Regions from separate parts of the Mus musculus genome. Here region 2 is linked to region 1. The links are chromatin contacts, found by Hi-C or POLR2A ChIA-PET in ENCODE. All regions are on one chromosome and are shown on one strand. The core of a region is the stretch at or near the end of the contact, and the rest is flanking DNA. Distances in the headings are between cores, read along the strand shown. Region 1 holds the start of H1f4 (H1.4 linker histone, cluster member). Region 2 holds the start of H2ac15 (H2A clustered histone 15).

What was found. A loop is a pair of places that touch in the nucleus more often than their neighbours do. ChIA-PET counts read pairs that join two places held with the same protein, here RNA polymerase II (POLR2A).
Region 2: a map of left cerebral cortex shows a loop between it and region 1 (10-fold over the local background). The contact joins the promoter of H2ac15 here to the promoter of H1f4 in region 1. A Hi-C loop is called at or near these places in 1 of 37 maps with a recorded cell type or tissue (left cerebral cortex). POLR2A ChIA-PET finds 5 or more read pairs at or near these places in 1 of 5 experiments (Patski).

Annotation. Positions count from the first base shown.
Region 1 is chr13:23,620,389-23,624,457 of GRCm38, forward strand. It overlaps H1f4 (H1.4 linker histone, cluster member), which reads right to left and starts at 2,170. Exons shown (of 1, transcript NM_015787.4): 1 at 1,389-2,170. The coding sequence starts at 2,109. The coding sequence ends at 1,450. H2bc6 (H2B clustered histone 6) reads right to left here and starts at 706. Exons shown (of 2, transcript NM_001177653.1): 1 at 528-706.
Region 2 is chr13:21,752,025-21,756,093 of GRCm38, forward strand. It overlaps H2ac15 (H2A clustered histone 15), which reads right to left and starts at 1,888. Exons shown (of 1, transcript NM_178183.2): 1 at 1,353-1,888. The coding sequence starts at 1,803. The coding sequence ends at 1,411. H2bc15 (H2B clustered histone 15) reads left to right here and starts at 2,052. Exons shown (of 1, transcript NM_178201.3): 1 at 2,052-2,529. The coding sequence starts at 2,099. The coding sequence ends at 2,479.

The DNA.
Region 1 (4,069 bases), core at 920-3,419:
GTGTGGTTCCCTGAAACCATTACGATCACCCTCATTTCCAGGGCACCACCGAGTTCACATAAACACAAGTTTGAAGCATGAGAACCCTGGCAGGCATGGTAGTACACGGGAATAAATTTCACTTGGGAAGGATTGAAAATTCCGGGCTAACTTGGCCTATACTTCTTGATCACATGTCCAACAGATTGAGAAAAAACAAACAAACAAACAAACAAACAAACAAAAACCAAAAAACCGCATAGTTTTAAGTTTAAGGATACTTGAAACAACAACAACTCATTTGTTGAAAGAATGCCTGGCTCTTTAAAGTCCTTGAAATCATTCGTGCAAATGCGCACTTGGTTTGTTTTCTTGGTAACAGGCTTGGTGCTCTGCCAGCTTCCTGGGCAATGCAGGAGAATGGCAGTCTGGATCAACTGAGATATGACGGTTACTCGCTTTTTGTAATGCGGCACGATGCAGGCAATGTGCTTTAAAATGTAATTGATGCCCATGGCCTTGGATAAGATGCTCATGTTGGGGCTCACCTGCTTCAGCACGTTGTACACTTGCTAGAAGCTCTCCTTTCAGTAGCGTTTGCGCTCCTTGTCCTTCTGTTTGTTGATGGCAGCTTCTAAGAATCCTTCTGTGGGGCAGGCTCGGACTTCGCCAGCTCAGGGATTGTGTAAAATTTAACTCCCTCCCTTGGGCACACTAAACATTTGGTAAAATACCTACTCCGTCACCAGTTAACACCACATTCATTTACATTACGCAGTATTCAAATGAGGTTAATAAGATTTCTTTCAGGATTGGGTTAGTTTTAGTGTTTCGTCACGAACAGGAACGTAAACGACACTTGAAGGTCTACTGTCTCATTGGCTGTCTTGTCACTTCGCTTTCACCAATCGGGACGTACGAATTAAACTGCACAAATCTGCTATAGCTAACCTATTTAAGCACGATCGCTATCAAACATGGGGGAACACAGAAAAAAAAGTACTCTAGTTGGGTTTGTATGCTTGATTTCAGCAGTCAGAACTGAGATGAGATGCGGGTGGGGTTGTCAGGACATCGATCCTGCTCTTTACGCACTGAATCGCTCAATGCTTAAGATTCTATCTCTAAATCATTCTGCTATCTCCCTTAAAAGTTATCGACGTGGCAGCCGGGAGTAAACTACTTCATTCCCATGGTCTCTAAGGGTCACTTGTGGGATATGAACTTACCCACCACCACCACACATACAGGAGATTATGTACAGACCTTCAGATAGCTAAGCTAGAGTTAACACCATTGCGCACACCCACATATCCCCAGCCTCCTCTGCTAAGCTCAGCCCACTAAGGTTTGTTCCCACCCTAACCACACCCCCTGTGAATGTGCAACAGCTCTTTTACTGAGAGTTGTGGGTGGCTCTGAAAAGAGCCTTTGGGTTGTTGGGCTTCTAAGCAGTTGGCCAAAGAAAATTTACTTTTTCTTGGCTGCGGTTTTCTTTGGCTTAGCTGCCTTAGGCTTGGAGGTTTTTGGTTTGGCCGCTTTAGGCTTTACCGTTTTCGCCTTGGCAGGGCTCTTGGGCGCCTTCTTAGCCTTAGTTGCCTTTGCCTTCTTCGGGCTCTTAGCTTTTTTGGCTCCTGCAGCTGCAGCTGGCTTCTTCGCTTTCTTTGGAGTCTTCTTGGTGCTCTTCTTGGCGGTGGCTGTCCCCGCAGCCTTCTTGGGCTTCTTGGCTGCGCCCGCAGGCTTCTTCGCCTTGGCCGCGCCTGCCCTTTTTGCTTTGGGCTTAGCCTCACCGGAAGCCGCCTTCTTGTTGAGTTTGAAGGAGCCGGAGGCGCCGGTGCCCTTGGTCTGCACCAGGGTACCCTTGCTCACCAGGCTCTTCAGGCCGAGCTTGATGCGGCTGTTGTTCTTCTCCACATCGTACCCCGCGGCCGCCAGCGCCTTCTTGAGCGCAGCCAGGGACACGCCGCTGCGCTCCTTGGAGGCGGCCACAGCCTTGGTGATGAGTTCGGACACCGGGGGTCCGGAGGTTTTGCGCTTCGCGCCACCTGCGGCCTTGCGGGCCTTCTTCTTGACGGGTGTCTTCTCGGCGGGGGCCGGTGCGGCGGGCGCAGCAGGCGCGGTCTCGGACATGGCGAAGCGTGTGAGGAGAGAGAACTCGAGCCGGAAGCAGAGGGACTGGCCAGGACTCGGGCCGCGGCGCTGCGCCCGCCCGTTTATATAGGGCGGAGCTGCGCCGTGATTGGTGCGCTGTCCAGCCCGCCTCGCTGGCAGCCGCGGAGTGTCCTCTCAGATGCGGAGTTGTGTTTGTTACACCTCAAAAAAAGCCAAAAATGTCAAAATTCCCTACATCGAATTGCCCGATTTTTAAAAAATAATGTTCCCCGAAGTCTCGGGCTTCATGCACATCTCAAAAAGTGAGCAAAGCATTAAGCCTTCTGCCAAAAACTTGCAATATTTCCTGCGGTGTTCAGCAAATTTCAACTCAGAGAAACAAAACTTTCTATTTTCTTCGTAAATTATAAACTGATCTTGGACTGTACAGTTTTCTGACCCATCAAAGACGATTCTCCAAGTGGTTAGCTTCTTGTGTAGCCCAAAACCTTGCCTTTGGCATTATGATTTTTATTACAAATCTGCACTTAAGTGAAGGAAGTAACACAGGCTCCTCCGAGAGTCCTGCCTATTGAGCAGAGGGCATTTGAGTTCATCAAACTGGTTTAGTTCAATGCTTAACAGATTATTTACCATTTTGAGTTAAATTCTTCTCTCATAGGCCATGAGTCTATATATCTATGGTTTTATTTCTGCCGCTTCTCCTAAGTTTTAAAATAATTTCTTAGTATAATTCTTTTCTTTCTGTTCCCATGGGTTGGGGGCGGGGCTGTTGCTTTTCTATTTCTCTGGACAAACTACTCCTTTGGGTTGAGGTACCTCAAATTCAGAGTACTGGGGTCGGGGGAGAGTACAAAACATACTTATGGTGCAGACATAAAAATGACTAATTTCCAAGAAACATATAAATGCTGTTTTCAACGTCTTTGGAAATGAAGGTGGGATTTACTTTGAGGAATTTCTCTTGGGTCTTGCATAGTTCTTCTGACATGTTTTAGGACTAAATTGTAATGTGGTATATTAAAACTAGATAACTGAGCCATTGATCAAGAGAAACACACATGAGAAATATAGCTCAGAACATCTCTACTGCCTTCGTTACAGAATCCTAGCCCCGTTACTGAACAGCTGTTCTCCATATATGGCTACTCCTTATGGAAACATGGGAATAATGTTTCGTGGATCTCCTCAGGGTAAATGAGGGGTTAAGATTTAATCTTAGAATCATATTTGAGAAGACATTCAAACAGATTCAAAGACATGCCTTGAAGGTGTTAAATGGGTTGTTTTATTTATGTAGCTGTTCAACCAAGGTAACGACTAGGAGATCAATGATAATCCAGTGTCAGTAATTATTTCTGGGATGTTTGGTTGGAATTATATTCAGAAATTACAAGACTCCCACTACAGAGACAAGATACATTGTTATATTATAAAATAGTATATTATACAATAGTATAAGATACAATGTTTACAATAGTGTAAGATACAATGTTATGTTATACAATAGTATAATGTGATGGCTTTTGTTTTGTGATACAATTGTCTCTAACATCACATTATCAATTCTACTATCCTAAACCTCCACACACAAAAGCAATGCAAACAGAGGAACTCAGCAGTTCAACACAGTGTCCATGAGGCATTTTTAAGATCTTGTGGTATTATCTTTAATGATGAATTTTATATAAAAGTGATTCATATTATCAGTATTTCTATGCTATAATGTATATTTTCACCTTCATGTATTAACAAATGCAAACTTTGGTATTCATTAAAACTCTGAGCCAGAGCAGAGAAACTGTATGGGTGTTTGATATTGAAAAGTGGGGATTTAACCCCTTTTTGTTAATAACAAAAAAAAAAAAACTTCCTGCAAATGGTAGAACACATTAGTATTTGCTCTCCAATATCTTTTTTTTGGTTTCTTGTTTCTCATTGAGTTCAAGATGGGGGCAGGGATTAAACTCCCTGAATT
Region 2 (4,069 bases), core at 638-3,137, 1.9 Mb before region 1:
ACCAGAGAGCTGTGAAGAGGCACAGTTAAGAGCCTGTCATCTCCGCTCAGTAGAGAAAACAAGGACTACACTGAAGACTGGCTTCAGTGCCTGTGAATCCTGAAAGAAAGCCAATGGCTATTTTAGGAACCCAGATAAAATGATGAGTTTGGCTTGAACCCGTATGCTGGGACTTTTCTCCAGGTGTTCTGGAGGTGCTCCCATGTCTCTGCTTTCTATGAGGAAGTCTCATGAGAAAAAGACAATTAACAATAAAAAGTGACAAAGGAAGGGTTTCTTATTCCTCTGTTTCAAATTTGTCATTTGAATACTGTGGAACTTGAAGATTTGACTATAGGACACCAAGCAGGCTGGGAGGTCCAACAGGATGTATAAGGTTTTTGATTGTTGGTGGATCCTGGCTTCCATCAAGCTCCACATGTCCAAGAATGATGTGTGTTTGGTTCAGTCCGTGTGTGTAAGTGGAGTTTGGCACAGGATATAACAGGCAGTGGGTACTCGACCTGTGAGATGACAGGGAGACTGAGACCTGCAATTCTAGCTTCTCTCTGCCGCAACCCTAAACCTGATGTTAGCTAGGAATTAAACTAGAGAACTCTTACAGGATCAGCAATCATCCTTGACCACTTGGCCACTCCTCCAGCCCCCTAAATGACTTTTTCATGGTAACTGCTGTCCATATATACTCCAAATTGTTTTCAGATAACATAACTCTAGTAATAGATTTACTACATCAATCTTCAACCTTCCTTTCTAGAGTTCCTTTTCTGCTAATTTCTTCTACTGACTCAGAATAAATAGAAATATACTGAATTGTATATCTTCGGCATTTCTTCGGCAAGTCTGTTGGCAGCAGAGGGTTTTTTTGTTTGTTTGTTTTTAACATTTTCTTTAACCTCAGCCTCCTTAAAAGTTTGTGCAACCACGGTAACCTTTATCTTGCATGTAAGTTATAAGGTGTTTACAAAAAAAAAAAATCTTCTGCAATGTAACAGAAAAGGTTGAAAGGGGGTATAAAGCTGAACAGATTCCCAAATTTTATAAAAACGACAGACGTCATCCTGTAAATGCTGAGGGAACTAAGTAGTCCCTAAGCTGTAACTTGCTCTTCCTCCTAGAATGCACTACAGGAAGATACAAGCAAACTTCGTGGCCTGAAACATTAAAACGTAGTAATAGCTACTAGTATTTATAGGTCAGTAAATTAAATTTCACACTGGCTTGTATAAATAGGTTGGATGCAACAATTCTAAAGGCATTAATAAAACTAGGGTTAGGTTCACATTATCTCAGTGTTGCACTCATTAGCCCAATAATGATCCAAAGTAGCACAACTCCTCCAAGTGTTTTTGTAGGTGGCTCTGAAAAGAGCCTTTGGTGGTTGGAAAGGGTTGCTTTCTATCAAGGGCCTCACTTCCCCTTGGCCTTGTGGTGGGTCTCGGTCTTCTTGGGCAGCAGCACGGCCTGGATGTTGGGCAGGACGCCGCCCTGCGCGATGGTCACGCGGCCCAGCAGCTTGTTGAGCTCCTCGTCGTTGCGGATGGCCAGCTGCAGGTGGCGCGGGATAATGCGCGTCTTCTTGTTGTCGCGGGCCGCGTTGCCCGCCAGCTCCAGGATCTCGGCCGTCAGGTACTCTAGCACGGCTGCCAGGTACACCGGGGCGCCGGCGCCCACGCGCTCCGAGTAGTTGCCTTTGCGGAGCAGCCGGTGCACGCGGCCCACGGGGAACTGCAGGCCGGCCCGGGAGGAGCGGGTCTTGGCCTTGGCGCGAGCCTTGCCACCCTGCTTGCCTCTTCCTGACATGGTAGAACCTAGAATATAAGCCTGCTCAGTAAGTGGTTTGAAGGCAAAGCTGACAGTATTTATAGTCAATGCAGGGCATGAAAAAGTAGGAATTTCATTGGTTACATAGAAGCATTGCACCTAGACCAATAACAGAGTTGCATTGAAAAGCCCTTGCTATGATTGGGTATTTGGTGGATGACGACTGCTAATTCGCGATAGCTATAGCCACAAGTTTGTTTAAAAGGCAGCCTGTGCAGACACACTTTACATTTCTTTTCTTTCTGTATCTTTAGGCTTTTGGTCAGTTCCTACCATGCCTGAACCCGCTAAGTCCGCTCCCGCCCCGAAGAAGGGGTCCAAGAAGGCCGTCACCAAGGCCCAGAAGAAGGACGGCAAGAAGCGCAAGCGCAGCCGCAAGGAGAGCTACTCGGTGTACGTGTACAAGGTGCTGAAGCAAGTGCACCCCGACACCGGCATCTCCTCCAAGGCCATGGGCATCATGAACTCGTTCGTGAACGACATCTTCGAGCGCATCGCGAGCGAGGCGTCCCGCCTGGCGCATTACAACAAGCGCTCGACCATCACATCCCGGGAGATCCAGACGGCCGTGCGCCTGCTGCTGCCCGGGGAGCTGGCCAAGCACGCCGTGTCGGAGGGCACCAAGGCTGTCACCAAGTACACCAGCTCCAAGTGAGTTCCTTTAACTCACACTCCTAACCCAAAGGCTCTTTTCAGAGCCACCCACACTTTCAACTAAAAAAGGCTGTTGCCCTGTATTCACTTTGGGGTTCCTCTAACTCACTCCTGAAACAAAGGCTCTTTTTAGAGCCACTCACTTTATTGGAAGGATGTGCACTTTGTGAGATAATTGCTTAGAAATCTAAAGACTTATGGAAGGTGTCAATTCCAGAGGTTCATGACTAGAAAGTTCCCTTCCACACTATAAACTTAACTGGTCTTAACCTATACATATAGCACCTATTCCTACCCTCTTGAATACAGTGTTGTAAGCCGTCTTTCTTTTTTCCCTCCTCTTTGCATTAATTTAACAGAAGTAAAACATACACTCATCTTGTCCTTATCAGTTAGTGGCTTCATTAGCCAATTACTGTGCTGCGCGGGCAATTTCAAATTTAAGCGCCAGAGATAGTGGCGTTTGTTTCTCCACCATTCTTGGGGTGCTTCCCTTATCCACTGTTTCTGATGCTTGGAACAAATTTAAAAGGAAAAGTCAGGCCTTTGCCTGCTGTTTCCTTATTCTCACCTTAATGGGATTTTCAGTTTAAATATTGCAATAGATTAGTTGAAACATTTTTAAATCTTTCTGGAATCTACACGAAATCGCTCCAGTTCTTTTGGTGGTACATTTTTATATGATTAGTGTATTCTAGTGACTCCCAGCTCATAAGCAACAGTTTTGAATTTTTTGTTTGTTTGTTTAGGGGACATGGCATTCTTTCAGACAAACTAGTAGAAATAGATACATGTTTCTTCATTTTTTTAAATGAATTAATCGAGATAAATTAACAATACATGTCATATACAGAAGAAAACAGCTGAAATAAATTTCAGGCATGTTTTAGGAGGTTCACATACAATAGCACTTCATAAAATCAAAACCAAATTAGTTTTGAAGTTCATATAAAAGTGTGTGATTACCAACTAATAATATTGATAAGTGAAAATAAAAAATATTACACAGAGACTATTTGAGCGATAAAGGTCGGCTCAGATGTCTGGGAAGCACAGAGCCTCTGAAAACTTTTTGGGAACAGAAATTTGCTCTTGCATGTTTGACATAATTTGCTTTACATTTCGGTGTGTGTTTCCTATGTCATCTTGGTTGTCACATACTATATATATGATAGTATAGATACAATAGAGAGGGAAAGAACCTGTGTAAAAATTCTAAACTTCATTACATTTTTCATAAAGAAAAATTTATGAAAACCTTGTTTCTCTAAGTATTTGTATTTTCTTTTACTATGAAGAGGGATAGAGGCCAATAACAAGGCTCATGGGTTTAGATTTGGGCTAAAATTATGTGTGAAAGATCAGGGCTAAGAAGAGGAAAGGACTCATCTTATGTGGGAAGCAGAGTACAAAGGCTTTATTCTTAACCATAAACTGTTACAGCTCTGGTTACAAACTAAACAGTGTATAATGCACCAAACTATAATGTTTGGATTTTTTTTTCGTACTATACAAAGAATACTTTTTTTTTGTCAAGGAAATACTTACTGGAGTGTGAAGGCAGTAGGCTGCCATAATTATGCAAACATCC